Regions from separate parts of the Mus musculus genome. Here all the other regions are linked to region 2. A link is a loop called in an ENCODE intact Hi-C map of the cell type or tissue named here. Cell type or tissue: heart. All regions are shown on one strand. Links, peaks and the distances in the headings refer to the core of each region. The heading gives the core; the rest is flanking DNA. Region 1 holds the start of 4930449E18Rik (RIKEN cDNA 4930449E18 gene). Region 2 overlaps Ablim1 (actin-binding LIM protein 1). Region 3 has its middle 13 kb from the start of 4930449E18Rik.

What was found. Hi-C counts contacts between places; a loop is a spot of excess contacts. Peaks named below come from ENCODE experiments on the same cell type or tissue, not always from the same donor. Only the 100,000 strongest peaks of a DNase experiment are listed, where the experiment ranks them.
Region 1: a loop joins it to region 2, with 2.1 times the contacts of the local background. A loop is called at or near these places in 4 of 42 quality-filtered maps.
Region 3: it touches region 2 in a loop (3-fold over the local background); 18 of 42 quality-filtered maps call a loop at or near these places.

Annotation. Positions count from the first base shown.
Region 1 is chr19:57,270,191-57,275,504 of GRCm38, reverse strand. 4930449E18Rik (RIKEN cDNA 4930449E18 gene) reads right to left here and starts at 1,545. Exons shown (of 3, transcript NR_045319.1): 1 at 1,436-1,545. It also overlaps a transcript of Ablim1 not described here. In heart, for the core only: no CTCF peak of the experiment used is centred there; DNase peaks (open chromatin) are centred at 634, 2,124, 2,454 and 3,484; H3K4me3 peaks cover 2,091 bases; H3K27ac peaks cover 3,131 bases.
Region 2 is chr19:57,158,786-57,164,099 of GRCm38, reverse strand. The region is part of intron 2 of Ablim1 (actin-binding LIM protein 1); the gene reads left to right. Among named protein-coding and RNA genes, the nearest start is that of Ablim1, 55 kb to the left of the region's middle. In heart, for the core only: a CTCF peak has its summit at 2,668 (motif pointing left); DNase peaks (open chromatin) are centred at 579, 1,629 and 2,599; H3K4me3 peaks cover 402 bases; H3K27ac peaks cover 2,197 bases.
Region 3 is chr19:57,258,307-57,263,620 of GRCm38, reverse strand. It overlaps a transcript of Ablim1 not described here. Among named protein-coding and RNA genes, the nearest start is that of 4930449E18Rik, 13 kb to the left of the region's middle. In heart, for the core only: no CTCF peak of the experiment used is centred there; no DNase peak of the experiment used is centred there.

The DNA of each region.
Region 1 (5,314 bases), core at 194-5,193, 110 kb before region 2:
TTTAGTGACAAGCTACTTCTGTTCTCAAAGCGCGTATATTCCAGAGAAGTAGCTGGAAGAGCCAGGAAACTGTGACTCTTCAGCTGGCTCGTAGCTTCACTAATAATTAACCTAATGGGGTGAACAGCTGACCAGAGGGCAAAGTAGTCAGAAGAAGGTTATGTCAAAATGCTGCCTCCTCCCTGGTCCCCATAACAGAGTCACAGCCTCATTTTCTTGGACTCGGGTTTAAGAAACACCCTGGGGTTACCGCCATTCCTTAGCTGAGTTCCGCGGTTTCCTACACCCCGTGTCCTGAAGGCAGTTAACAGGATTCACAGTCCAGGTCTTAAACACTCACTCACTCAGTGGTTACTTTCAATTTAGGAATCAGCTGTCAACATTTGATTCTCAGGGCGTATTTTTATTTAGCTCCAGTCATGTGGAACAGAAGCCTTTAGTATTTTCTAAGGGTCTGTGTTTCCTCGGATGTCCCAGAGTTTGATGGTGTCAGCTCTGGAGCTAAGGTGGCAGTCTGGGCCAGCTGGAAATCTGGTGTACTTGGGGCTTAAGGACAGAAAGCAGGTACTTTTGGAATCAGCCTGGAGTCACGCGTTTGCCCTGCCATTTCTGTTAGCATTCCTTCTAGGCTCCGCCCCACCGTTACCTGGCAACAGCCAGGTACTGCCTGACTCACTATAAAAGGGGCTGCTTGCCCCCTTCCTCACTCTCTTAATCTCTTACTCTCTCCTACTTTTACCCTCTCTGTCCTTTCTCTCCCCATCCTCCTCCCCCTTCTCTCCCCATACCGCCCTCTACCAAATATATTCCTGGCTCTTTCATTTTTATAAAACGCAGCAATTCGCTCATTGAGATAACTCAGTGCAGATTTTCTCTAAGCCTCAGTTTCCTCGCAGACAAGATACTGTAAGCAGAGTACAGAGGAACGGCAGCCCAACCTGAGAGGTGCTGAGCAGGAACCATGTTACCGTTCCGTTTAGAAGCTGGAAGGGTGCCTGTGTGCGCAGCAGAGGAGGCAAGCTGAATGACTGCGTAGACACTGACTCCTCCTCGACCCAGCTGGGGAAGAGCAACCTCACGAACACCTTAAAGTGCTCGGAATACCCAGAAGACAGTAGGAAAGGTGGGGTGGGCACCTCGCTGCATAGGATTCTACACCTTTGCCACACTTGCTTGTCACTTTAAAAGTGAATATGGTTGAATGACTTAACAGGACCCTCCCACAAACCCACAGTCTCTTGTCTCCAGAAGTAATTACTGTCTTGGCCTTTGGTATTACTGCTGCCTTGTTTTCAGAACGTCTCCATTTGTGTGCTGATCAGCAAACCCTGTAAGTCGATGGTCAGAGTGGTTTTTCTCCTATGAGAGCACATAGCTTTCCTCTTCCCCCTCCTCTGCTTCCTCCCCTGACTTGGAGATAGAACCCTGTTCCTACCTGTTTCTATAGTCCATTCCTCTCTACTCCTCCCTCCTTTCTTAAGAAGTGGGCCTTCTCATTTCTGCCTTCTAGGCTGGCTCCAAACTCCCAGGTGCCAGAGATCCTCTGGCTTCAGCCTCCCGAGTTGCTGGGATTCTAAGAATGCTGCTGAGCCCAGGTTCTCTTTTTTCCTGCTGACTTGTGTTAGTTTCGACTGTTCCTGGTGTTGATGGATATTTAGAGGCACTATCACTCCATTTTTTTTAAATCTCTGTGATTCACTGAACAGTCTTACCTGTGTCTTGTCCCCCACTACCCAGTCCTGAAAGGGCAACCCTGGACCAACATGCAAAGTGAATGGACCAACAGGAACTACTGGGGCTTTGGGTTGAAGGTCTTCCCTTTCAGTAACTATTCACAGTTTGCCCTCAGAAGTACTTGCATGGGTTAATCTTACCCGCAGTGTAAACACGTCCTCAGTACTCCACAAAATCCCCAACAGCAGCCTCATCGGGCTTGAGGGTGGGGCAATATCTTACTCTCAGTGTATTTGGCATTTTCCCAGTTACTGAAGAGTCAGAACATGGCATGTTGTGTGACACCATCCCAGGGAATGTGAATAAATGTCTGCTCACCCCAGATTGGGATCTTTCCTTTCATACTGGCTGGGCGTGGCCCCTGTGTAACTCTGCCTACGCTTGCCCCTCCCAGCGTAACTCCTCCCATGCTTGCTCCTCCCAGCCAGCGTGTTAAAGGTACCTGCCCTATATTCCCTTTCCCTAGACCCCAGATTTCTGCAAAGTTACAGATTTCCAGGGTTACAAATAGCCTGCGAGTTTTTTTTTTTTAAAATAGGGATTTGCCCATCCATCCTCGTACCCAGAGCTATATTCTGCCCCTTGCTCATTTTGATGCAGCAATTTTGAGCCTCTGTGTCTCTGGCACATTTCAGCATTTTCTACTGTCAATTTCTCTTCCTCATGAGACTCTTGGCCAGGAAGAAACAAGTAAGTCGTCACGAGGCTGCTGTGCTGCTCTGCGCATGCCCAGGGCTGGGCACCCGAGGCTCACTAGCTCAGGGACCAGTTCCTGGCCTATCAGTGAGGCAGACTGGAAAACAGTCATTTCAGTACCATGTGTTCAGTGCTACAGTGAGGAGATATGTGCATCAAGCTATGGTTGGAGGAACAGGGCGGGCATTAGTGCAGCCCTAGCTGGGTCTGAGAGCTCGAGTGGAATTTTGCCAAAGGGAAAAAGCAGACAAGTGTGACAGGGTGCGGAGTTGTCCTCCCCAGACCAGCCTGTGGCAGCAGGCATCTCGTTCCTGGCTTTTCATGCCCCTGGGTAAAGACAAAACATTATCTGCTTAGACACCACAGCATTCCTGTAAACTAATGCGTTAGGGACATAGAAGTACCATAAAAATCTGAGTGCACACATGTGTGCGCCATACGACGTGGAGTACGACTACTGCGCATGCCAGACAAACGCCCTGCCGCTGAGTGATTCCCTGAGCCCCTTCTCTGCTTTATATTCTTTACTTTATATTTTGAGACAGTGTCTCACCAAGTTGCCCAGGCTTGCTCTGAACTTAACAATTCTTCTACCTCAGCTCTGAAACAACTGGAATTGTGGACCTGTGCCACCAGACCTGGCTGACATTGTATTTCTTAATGAAGGTTAATGGTTCATATGTCTGGAATTTATCAGGACAAAATATGACCAGACAGTAGGATCTGATTAGAAGGCTTAAGAATGATCTGTGCAGGGTAAGGCAGTCTCAGAGTCTTTTTGGTCTGATGGGTGGTTAAAGCCAGAACACACGGTCCGAGTGGTCTGTGCCGTGCTTCTGCCCAGGCTCAGAACATAAGCAGGCCTCCTGGGACCTGTCAGAGTTTCTGTCCAAGTTCAAGGTCTCCTTGTGATGCCCCCTCTCAAGAGGTGGTACTTGCCTATCAGGAGCTGTTCATTACAGAATTGTTCCGAGTGGGATCCAGCCAGGAACTTGCTTGGGAAGACAGTTAATCTAATCCCACCAGCCTCTGAGACGTTACCGGTCCTATTAATAAACAGCGCGGCAGCCTCCTTATCGTGCCTGAGCGCAACCTCTAACGCATTCCCAGAGCAGGCTTCGTCGAGCCGCAGTGACATTTGCTATGATCCTGAGTTTTCAGGTAAACTCGGGACCTTTGTGGAACAAAGCAGGCACTGGGCTCTGGTTCCTGGCTGGGTTTCAGGTTGTGTCACCGCTGGGAATAGCTGTCACTGCGGGAGCACTATCAGCTGTCCTTCTTTACCGGTGCATCTGCATTGGTAGAGAGTGAAGGCGCTGCAGGTCTGCCGTGGAGAGTAAGGACAACAGTTTGTGGCCCGTCTTGTACAAGAGGCAGATGACTTTGGTGATTTTGTTCTCTTTAAGATTAAAGTTTTCTATCTCGGTGCTTCTTAAATTTCTTTTTTGAGAATTTCATGCATGTCTACTACCATGTTCTTGGTCTCACCCACCTCTCATTCTTATCCTGCAACACCCACCAGAACCTTCTAGCTCATCTTCCTCAACACCTCATGTTTTCTTCTTTTAAAATTCCTTATCGTTATTTTAACCCACCGAGTACAGCTAGTATTTCCCATAAGCATGCCGGAATACAGGCAACTTTCCAGTAGCCACATCCCTCCATAAAAGCAAGTCTTCCTTCCCCAGTTGTCTTAAACTGCCGATATCTTGTCAGCTAGGGGTTGGGCTTCTGGAGAGAGGAAGTTTAGCATGTGTGACAATATGACTTAAAGGTGACTAGAGAGATGGAAACTCTCTAGTTAATTCAGCAGACGCTTAGCTTAGTATGCGTGAAGCTCTGAGGGGTAAAGATGGGGGGTGTTTACTAGAAAGCCATTTCCTCCTAGGCATCTGTCCCTTCTAGGCCATCAGCTAGAGTGGGCTGGGTTGTCGAAAACGCATTTATTAGAAAGGCAAATTGCGCATAACACTCGTGTACTTCTTCGTGACTTCTTTTGTAGGATTAGCAATAGAGAGTAAGTATTCTGAAGGGTCTGTGGAGGGCAAACCTTTTTCATTTACTTAGAGAGTTAAGAGGCTGACGTGGGTAACATGGGCAGACAGGACTGTTACGACACATAAACCTTGACCAGCGTGGCTGACTTTGTTACCAAAATAGCCATTGCTTTATGGAGTGTGCCTGGTCCCAGCTAACCTCTCCTAACCAGTCTGAGGAGAGCAGAAGTCAGTGACCTTGATGGACCACTTCCACCTGATGCTCTAAAGCTGTGTGAAGGTGAGTGAACGAGAGGACTTCACACTCAAGACTCACTGTGGCTGTTCAACCAACTGAGTGGCACAGAGCAGATCCTTTGCTTCAGGTGAGACTGGATAACCTTCCTCTCAGGTCCCGCCCATCCCATACATAAACTACCCAGTACAGCATCTTGGCCACAGTAGCCAATGAAAGCATGCTCATTTCACACTATGTGCCAAAGCCTAAGCCTTGATTTTTCAGATGGAAAAGCTGTAGCTGGCATACATTCTATCACTTAAAGTAGGGAGGTCAAAATTCTAATGCATTCATTTTCCATCATCCTTCCTACTTCTCATTACAGTGAAGGCCATTCTTGCCCGGTTTTCCCATGGTGGTGGCCATTGTCAAAAAAATATCATACATGCATAAACAATGGCCTCACTCGGTGTGTGGCTGTGCAGTGGGGTGTATTTCTGTGCTGGCTACTAGAGGAAGCCCTATCTCTTCAGTTCCTTGTGACATTTTCCCTCTGTGTGTGAGCGCATTCACAGCTTATTCTTCCTGCGGCAAGATAACACAGTTCTTGTTATCTTGCTTTTCCTTGTACTTTTTAAAAAGCTTACGTCCATGTTGAATACAGACTTGG
Region 2 (5,314 bases), core at 278-5,277:
AGTCCCTTCCCTTTAGTGTTTGGTATCATAACAAAGGGCTGCTTTGAAGCAAGCACCCTGCAGTTGAGCGTATTCCCACTTCATCCATTATACTTCCTGTGCTCATTTTTAACCTTAAAGCCCTGTGTTCAGGTAATCGATCTATGCAATGGTAAAAGATTTTCATACTTGTTTTTATATTCTGGGTGACATCCTTGTTTCTTGAGCTGCTTGTAATCAATTTTATTTGTATATGAAATTCTGCAACCAATTCAAAAATACTATGTTGTCAATGCTTTTATTAGTAAACAGAGGTTCCAAGAGCTTCCTTTCTAACAAGACTCTTACCATATATTCAAACTCTGAATTAACTCGAATCCCCCAAAAGCATTGCTCTGGGACCCATTTTCGACCTGGTTGACCTTGTAAGTATCATCTCACCCAGAAGTGATCATTGATTTCGATGTGCATTTAGAAGTCAATGAGGAGCGATTACAGTCCATTTTTGAGGCTTACCGTTTGAGTCCAAGCGTTTTTTTCGCAGAAGTTATTTCTGGCAGAAGCTGCCCCCGCACGTCATTGTTGGTGAGTGCTGTTCAGCTATTTTGAGCTCTGAGCTACAGCAGTAGCCCTTGTGAGCTACCTTTTGTGGTTGCTTCAAGCTCGCCGCTCTGCATTTCAGTCCAGAAATGGATTGAGTCAGTCTGACACCGATTGAACTCTGAGTGCTTAGGAAGACTGAAGGCCACCGTTACCATCGTGATAAAAATCTGTGAGGAAAAGAAGAAGAGAGAAAAGTTTAAAAGAAATCACGGGGGAGGGGGATGGGAAGATGTCCCTGAGACTAAGAGCTTGCTTGTAGGAGGAGCACAAGGGTCTAAGTTTGAACCCTCAGCACCTACGCGACCCTGCACACCTGTGACCCCAGCACCAGGGGCGCAGAGACAGGAGCATCGTAGAGGGTGCCAACTGCCAGCCTAGTTAAAGGCTCGGCAAGAGACCCTGCCTTGAAAGAGTAAGACGGAGAGCCACGGGGCAAGACACCGATGTCCTCTGGTCTCTGACATATGTGCTCATGTGTACACGCTGTGGGCATGTGCACCCCATAGTCACACACACATTTGGTATTCACAATGATAATCCAAGAGTTGTGTGTGCATGTGTGTGTACAGAGGGTGGGGAAGTGTCCTGTTCCCTGGCTCCGTCACATCTGAGTCTCCACCTCAGAACAGTCATGCATGGCGCCAGGAAGCACAGCATCAGAACAGGCTCTGACCTTGATGTGGGGAAAGTCGCGTCTCCAGAGCACAAAGCCTGCTTGCTCATAAAGGAAAGGGGGCAGCCCTGGCTGCACACCCCTGCTCCATGCAGACAAGCTTGTAAAGGGAAGAGTAACCCAGGCCGGATGCCCTGCTCCAGGTGGAAAAGCTCAGAAAGGCCCCTCATGCCTGTGGGTTCTTTTTTCTGCAGTACTGGGTATTGGTCCTAAGGCCTCACCTATCCTAGACAAGGGTTCTACCACTGAACTGGTTCCTCAGATCTTGCATCCTGTGACAGGCAGACTGCCAGCAGGGTACCAGACAGCCAGTGCCTTCCCCAGGAAGTAAAGAGAGGAGCTGCCAAAGGCTGCTGGTCCCCCATCATGTTTCCTGGGTCTTCTCTTACTGCTGAGAACTGACCAGAGCCGCTTGGAATCCACAGCCTGAGAAGGGATGGTCCCTAGCTGCAGATGGAGAAAGGGTCTCCACCTGATAGCCCTGGACCCCCCCTTGAGGCAGGTGTAAGTCTGACCCTTTGAGCATCGCCTGCCCGGCAGGTGGACCATCTCAGGGATGGATTTGTTGGGGCATCGAAAGGACCTGCTGCATTGCGAAGGCCTAAGATGCTTCCGCAGCCCAGCTCCCGCCACTGAAGCTAGGCTCTGCTCTCCCCACCCCCTCCTTGATCCAACGCCTCCACACTCTGTTCCCCTCCTGTTCCATGGTATTTTTATAGCCCAAGCAGCGCTTGTTCAGTTGTTATTTTAAGACTTAAGCTTTTTTAAAAATGTACTTGTTACTAATTTCACAACTTTTGTATAAAAATTTCTTGGATGTCCCCCACTTAACCAGTAGATTTTACTCGGTGGTTTGTAGAGTGGACTCGAGAGCGTATCATAACAAGGTGCAGGGCTGTGTGTAGCCAGACCTCAGTGATGGGAAGCAAGGCAGGAATCAGCAGGACTCGGGGTGAAGAATGCTTTAATAATTGATCCTGAGAAGGAAGGCAGTGAGCATCTGCGCTAGCAGCCTGGGATTTTAATGAGCAAAATCTGTGATTTTCCTAGGAAATATGTTAAAGTTAGGAAAATGTGCATATTTCCATTTGAATTCAACCTTGACGTGTATTTATTTTATGATCATGTAGATGTAAGACATTTTTGCTTCGCGCTATCATTGAAAGGTACTAAAGCTCCTTTAAAAACAAAATACTTAGGGGGCTGGAGAGATGGCTCAGAGGTTAAGAGCACGGACTCCTCTTCCAGGGGTCCTAAGTTCAATTCTTAGGAACCACATGGTGGCTCATAACCATCTATAGTGGGATCTGGTGTCCTCTTCTGACTCTATCATGGGATCTGGTGCCCTCTTCTGACTCTATCATGGGATCTGGTGCCCTCTTCTGACTCTATCATGGGATCTGGTGCCCTCTTCTGGCATGCAGGTATACATGCAGGCAGAACTCTATACATAATAAATAAATCTTTAAAACAAAACAAAGTTTTTTTTTTGTTTTTTTGTTTTTTTGTTTTTTTTAATTAAGGTCTGATGAGATGAATCAGCGGTGAAAGGCACCTGCGGTTTGAGCTTCTCGTATCTGGTGGAAGGAGAGAATCAGCTCTCCCAAGCCGCCGACCACTATGCTGTGGTGTGTGCATACAGACGCACATAAAATAAATACATCTATATTAATGGGGTTGGAGGATGGCCCAACAGTTAAGAGCATTTGATGCTCATCCAGAGGATCCCTGTTCATGTCAGCATGAGGTTCACAAGTGCCTGTGACTCCAGACCCAGAGGACCAGATTCCCTATTCTGGCCTCTGTGTGTACCCATACACTTTGGCATGTGCATGAGCATGCAAACACACACACACACACATTTGGCACGCATGCACACACATGCTTATGCACACAAAAAGATTTTTAAATAATAAAGTAATTAGAATATTTTGACATTCTTCTGGAATTTGTTTAATATTCACCTTCAGATACATTGGGTAAACAGAGCTGAGTCAGAGTCGGAGTGTAGTGTCTATGACTGTCCTACAAACACGAGACAAGTGTGTCAAGGACATGTACTGTTCATGAGGGAGGGGTCCTGGGGCATGGTGATGCTGTTTGCAGAAAAACTGAAGGCATAGGTCTATAGGCCTTCCAAAGAGACTGTCAAAGATGGCTGGCTGCAGGGCAGGGACAGATGAGCAGGCTGCAGCAGGGTAATAAGCCAAGTGTTAGTTGTCTTAATGGCCCCTGAATGGATCAGGTCCCAGAATTCAAAGTCTGGGCCTTCAGTCAATGGTAAGAACTTGTCAAGCCACATCCGGTTCCTGGGTAATGAGCTGCTACCTCAAGCCCCAGGTTGACTGAGAGAATGTGATTTCTTCCTTCTTCTTTATGATTAAGTTTTGGATAATTTTTTTAAAAGATCCATTTATTTCTACTTTATGTGTATGAGTATTTGCTTGTGTGTGTGTATATGCACCACATGGTTGCAGCACCTAGGGACACCAGAAGAAGGCATCCGATCCCCTGGAATGGGGGTTACAGGTGATGTGAGTCCTCGAGTAGAGACCAGGAGCAGAACCTGGAGCCTTTGAAGGAGCAATAAGTGCTTTAGTCACGGAGCCATCTCTTCATTCTTGACCCCAGCTTCTTCTAATTTTTTAATTATTTTATTTGATTACTTATATGCAGGTGTTTTGCTTGCAGAATCCAGAGAGCGTATTGGATCTCCTGGAACTGTAGTTACAGATGCTTGTGGGGTACCCTGTGGGTGCTGGGAATGGAACTTGGGTCCTGTAGTGGGGAAGCCAGTGCTCTTAATAGCTAAGCCATCTCTATAGCTGCCCCACCCCAATCTCTTAATATGTTATTATCACTACAGGTGAGCTTCCAATGGCATGTGGGTATTTTGAGCAATTGGGTTCACTGAGCTAGAAGACAGAAGTGGGGTGTCCAAAGAACTGGAGGGATTCAGGGAAAGGAGGTTTTGCTTCATGGGCACTGAGTTTCAGCTTTTTAAGAAGACAGTAGTCCTGTGGATAGATGATGTGTGGAAACCACAAGCTTGTGAACACACATGAGCAACTGTCCACCTGAAAATTACTAACATGGTGAGTCAAGCATTTTAGGTATGACATGGTGAATCAAGCATTCTAGGTATAACATGGTGAATCAAGCATTCTAGGTATGACATGGTGAATCAAGTGTTCTAGGTATGTTCTCACCACTAAAAGGAGTGTTTCTAATGAGCTGACCGACAGGCATTTGAAAGTTGATTGTGCCTACCTTCCCAAGAGAGCCAACTTTGTAGCTCTGTTTTGTGAGCTCACTCTTGTTGTTTGTAGAGGTCTCTAAAAATTGACTCCTTAAGGTTCTTGACTCTGTAATCTTTGTTCTTGATTAATGGTAAATCACCCACGATGCTTGATCTAACCCACTGCAGTACCAGCTCCACTTAATGTTAAATCACCCACAATGATTGTCTAACCCACCGCAGTACCAGCTCCTTTCTAATGGGAACTCAGACTGTCCCAAGTGAATTCTTTTCCTGACAATACAAACACTGTTTTAATAAAATTGCTTCCAGGCAGAAGGGCAATGTTGACACTTGGTTTGAGAAATCATGACAAGAAGGCCCACGGAGGAGCGGATCCTGAGGGTGTTCATGGGGAGCTAGCCTGGGCTTTGGGGTTGCTTGAAAATGTGGGTGTCAGATGAGAAAGTGGATACAGCTAGAGGTTTACTAACACAGGGAACAGACTCATCTCTCAGAAGCCTTTTAGGGGTAGTGGTACCACAGAGCTAAAAGGATAGAGCCACTGGAAGAGTCCGAGTTTGAGGCCGGCACTCTGTTCCCTGCTCAGTTACAACCACAGTATAAAGCTTGCAAGACACACACTATAGACAGAGATCACTCACTGATAATCCTTTGCTCAAGGATAGAAGTTGATAGGTGAGGTCTGTTCCCAGGAAGGCCTTATATTATATAGGGAAGGAAATGGTGTCTGTGGGAGTTCCCTATGTTTAGGGTTCTGAAGGAGGAGCCTCCAATTACGTCTTACATCACCATATTAC
Region 3 (5,314 bases), core at 251-5,250, 100 kb before region 2:
GCTCTGCCCTGGGAGCGGCGACATGGGAATAACTGAGCAGGTGCATCCTTAATGGCTGGAACCATAGAGGGAGACAGTGGGTAAGATGCACTTACAGAACTCACTGGCAATTTAGCTGAGCAGGTTCAACATTCCATCAAAAGACACCCGACCTCCCCCTCCCTCCCCCACAACCCCCTACCCCGTCCCCCGCACCACAGTTGCTCTTAGAAGCACCTTAGAAGTGTTGATGAGCGCCACATGACCAGCCTTGTCATTTCTAGTTCTACCCACTTAGCTTTGCTTGTTTCATGATATGGCATCATGAAGTAGAAAATGAATCCCTTGAGGAGCCTTGCACGTTAAGGATGCCTTGGCGCAGTGCAAGGAATCTTACTGAAGCTAGCCCAGAATAGGCTGTAGTCTTTTCCTATTAAACTTCTTATTTTGCACTGTCATAAAATACCCTGCCTGAAAGCAAGTTATGGAAGGAAGTGTTTACTCTGGCTATGGTGTCAGAGGGAAGGAGTCCATCATGGCTGGAGGGGGTGGGGGTGGGGGGCAGGAGCATGGCAGCAGGGGCTGTGAGCTGGCTGACAACGTTCTCATTCATGTTCAGGAAGCTGAGAAGGGGAGATCAGGAGATGGGTTGAGGCTATAAAAACTCAAGGAAGCTGTGTACTTCCTCCAGCAAAGTTCACCTGCTAAAGGGTCCATGGTCTCCCCAGAAAGTACCACCTACTAGGGACCAAGTGTTCAAATACTGAGCCTGTGGGAGACTTTCTCATTCAAACTACCACATGTGCATTTATGGATGGAAAATTGTTTCAAATCTCAACATTGTAAAAAGGAACTACTACTGCTTTTAATAAGATGTACTTTTAAATTAAATTTAAAAATATTTTACATTTATTTATTTATTTATTTATTTATTTATATGTATGTGTGTGGGCACATGGGTGCTCTGACTCACCTGTGGAAGTCAAAACAGACTTTCCACGATCTGTTCTTACCTTCTTCTGTGCGGCTCCCAGAGACAGCACTCTGACGTCAAGCGTGGCAGTCACCTGTACCTGCTGAACCATTTCGCTGACCCTTTTGTAGTTACCGATTAATTTCCTTACTTGACAATTTCATAAAGTATATAATGTATTATGATTATTCTTTCTACCCAGTCTCTCTTTTCACCCTCCCACCTGTGTCCATTCCACACCCCTCATCCCTGCCAGTCCTTTGCCTGGGTGTATTGTGACTCCTTTTGTTTATCTAGGGTCATCTTTGTGACCATTGGATAGAAACTCTCTGTTGGAGCCTGCTGGGGGCCATCAGTGTATATAAAACGAAGAACATTGGTTCCCCCTGCCCCCTTGTCCCATGATCTATCAGTAGCAAATATTTCAGTGGTAGGGCTGGAAACCCGTCCCTCCTCTGCTCATGGATACATCTTCCCCTTCATTATGAAGAACCACAGGGCGGTCATGTGAACACCTTCCACCCCTCAACTCTGGCTCCTGTGCTGTGCTTTGAGAGACAATTCTCCAAGACTAAATCATGCTGTGCTATGCTTTGAGAGGCAACTTTCCACACCTGAATCAGCGGCTCCATTACTTCCTGCACCCTGTTGAGTCCAGCCTTGCTTGGTCAATGTTCGCTCCCAGCAGCCGAGATGCAATGTAGGAGAGTAAATGTGCTGTGACCCACCTTTAATCACAGGGCTTTCTTGCTGACATTTCCCGACAGTATATTCTCAGGTTGTCATGTGACACTTGTTTTCGCAATACTTTCTATATATGGAAGAAAATGCCCCCTAATTTTCTCTCTAGCATAGTTGGCTGAAATTGGTCTTTATTGTTGGAGCTAGGAGATAGAGAACAAGTGATTCATAGAGAGATATATTCACGGCTACAGTTTCAGGTCTTCAGATACCAGCGTTTGATCATTTCTGCTTCATAAGGCGCTCACTGAAGTGGAAGGCCTGTTTATGATTTCACTTATTTCCTTATGAAGTGTATTCATGACTGGCGAGCGTCCTCTGTGTTCAGCGAGGGTGAGCACGGGGCTTGCAGGACCTTGCTTCGGCGACCAGCCTGTTGCCTTGTACTGTTGGAAGCTCGTTTCCCTTCTGATCACTATTTACTGCAGTGACAGACGCCATAGGCACATTCAGATCACGCGTGGCCTCTGGGCTCAGGGGAGCACAGGAGGGACGCAGAGTTTCCTGGATGTTGTTTTGGTATTTTGTATGAATAGCCATCAGTAACAACTGTGCATGGGAGAGACTTTAAATACAGCCCATGAAACTAAAAATACCGCTAACTGCACTTTCACTAGCCCAGGTATTAAAAAAAACCCACAGGTACAAATACCAGTGACAATCCATAGCTGACCTAAAAGGGAAGGTAAGTCTGAGAAGAGATAACTCCCGTCAGAGACTGGGACTAAAGTATCTTTTGAGCCTGTAAATACAGGTTAGGACTTCTCCTAGGACATGGGAAGGGGCCTAAAGCCCTAGAGTTTCCTGATGTTCACACAAACATCAAGAAACCCAATATGGGGGCTAAAGAACTAGCCCTGCTGGTGAAGACTCTCCCATGTGAGGGTGAGAACCGGAGTTCAAGTCCCAGAACCCAGGCAAAGGCCAGTTGTGATGGTGTGCACGTAGAATCCCAGTGCTGAGGAGACAGTGATGGATCTCAAGGCTCCCTGGTCAGCCAGCCTAGACAGATGTGTAAGCCCTGGATTCCACTAAAAAATTCTGTGCCCTAAACAAGGTATATGGACTTCTCAAGTGCAGCACCTGAGGTAGACCTCTGTTCTTCATACTTATGAACACCTGTCCACAAATGTGTACTTATACACAAATGTGCGTGTGTGTGTATGTGTGTGTGTGTGCACGCATGCAGGACTGCACACACATACACTTGGGTAGGCCTTGGGAAGGTCAGGGAAACTCACCTGGAATGACCTTATGAGGGGAAGATTTTAGGTCTATTGTTTGTCTGTTTGGGGAATATCAAGGTTTGTATATGCTTGGCCCAGGGAATGGCACTATTAGAAAGTGTGGCCCTGTTGGAGTAGGTGTGTCACTGTGGGTGTGGGCTTTAAGACCCTCATCCTAGCTGCCTGGAAGGCCTTCAGATGAAGATGTGGAACTCTCAGTTCATCCTGCACCATGCCTGCCTAGATGCTGCCATGTTCCTGCCTTGATAATGGACTGACCCTCTGAACCTGTAGGCCAGTCCCACTTAAATGTTGTCCCTGTAAGTGTTGCCTTGGTCATGGTGTCTGTTCACAGCAGTAAAACCCTAACTAAGACAGGAAGTGCTAGGGATGGAAGCCACGGGGGGGCGGGGGGGGAGCTCATGCCATGCAGACACTCTACCGCTGAGCCACACGCCCATTGGGCATTTGTAGAGTTTGCTACTTGCATTGGTTACTTCCCTTCCTTCCCACCCCTCTTCCTAACTGCTTTTCCTTTTCCTCTGTTGTAAATGTGGTGGGAAGAGCATCCAGAGAGGGTTTGACTGAAGGAGAAGACTGATATTGCTTCCAAGCCAAGAGACTTCACGTCCTTTAGAGGATGGACCAGCCATATTTTCAGCCCTGGAATGGGACCTCCTGAGTTGTTCCACTTCAGAAAGGGCCAGAAGTAGGCTCTTTGTCTCGGTGTGCCTCAGGGTGCGTTTCTTTGCCACCAATGTCCTCACGGTGGCTCCCTTCCTTCTCAGCTGGGAAAGGTGTTTGGAAGGTCCCATCACCATGAAGTTCAGACGCACAAGCTTTATCTGTGTCACTGCCTATAGATGACTAAAAAGCCTGCTACACACAGGTATCTTCTCCTTTGACGTGGGGGGTCTCACGTAGCCTACATTGGCTTTGAACTTGCTGTGTAGCCAAGTTTAATCTTGAATGTTTCATCCTCCTACCTCTACCCCCAGAGTCCTGAGGTTGCAGGAATGTACTACCATACCTGGTTATAGTTTATGTGATACTGGGGCTAGAACTAAGGGCTTATATGCTAGGTAAATACTCTACCAACTGACCCACATCCTTAGCCCCAGATGGGCTTTGAAAGACAACAGTAGGCCAAAAGGTAGAAAATGGAGGATATCAGTGGTAATTAGCTTCTAATAGTTATTCTTTAGTTAGACGTGGCAGTGGGACTGGTAGTCAGTATGCTTTGTCCTGGTAAGATTTTTTTTTTTGTCAATGTGACATAAACCTACACATATCTGGTATGTTATTGTTCTGTCGCTGTGAAGAGATACCATGACCAAGACAACTTTTAAAAGAAAGCATCTTGTTGGGAGTTTGTTTATGGTCTCAGAGGGTTAGTCTATGATCATCATAGTGGGTTCTGACTCATAGTCAACAGGCAAAGAGTAGAGAGCGAGAGAGGGATGAGAGGGGGAAGGAAAGGGAGAGAAAGAGGGAGAAACTAGGCCTGGTATGGCCATCTGAAACTTCAAAATATACCCCCAGTAATACAACCATGAGACCCAGGAACACATCTCTTCCAATACCTCCTATTCCTTCCCAAACAGTTCCACTCACTAGGTACCAAACACTCAAACACGTGGGCCTATGGGAACTTTCTCATTCATATCACTGCAGCTGGGAATTTTAATTGAGAAAATGCCTTCTTAAGATGGACTGTAGGCAAGTTTATGGGGTTCTGTCTTGACTCATGATTGATGTGGAAGGGACCCTGCTGAATAGAGTGCTGCCGTCCCTGGACAGGTCTTTCCTGGATGGTGTAAGAAAGCAGGCTAAGTGAGCCATAAGAACAAGCCGGTAAGCAGCACCCTTCCACGGTTTCTGCATCAGTTCCTCCTCTGGGTTCCTTCCCTGACGTCTCTGGATGATGAGATGATGAATAAACCTTTTCTTTCTCAAGTTGCTTTTGGTCCTGGGGTTTAATCACAGCAATAGAAACCCTAACTAAGACAGCACCCCTCCCCCAGCTTTGTAACTGGTAAACTTTGGGACCCGACAGTCTCTGTTTAGTGGGACTTATGTGGCTAGTGACCATACAGAGCTCATTTGGATGATAGCATTTTGATATCCTTTAATAAAAGGATGACTAAAATTAATTTTACCTGTTTCCTTTTAGTTTTTCTGTGCGGTCACTAGAAAGGGCATAAGTAAGTTACTTAGGTGTGTGTCAGTCTACAAAGTGCCTTTTTACCCACTTGAAAGCCACGGGGTAATGCCCTAAAGGCTTCCTGGAAGTTTGGGGAGTGGTTGTTTTGATTTTCCTTGTGGCTTTGGTTGTTTAGTTGAACAAACCCAAATTTAATGAATCAGAGCAGCAGGCTGTTATTCTCATACAACA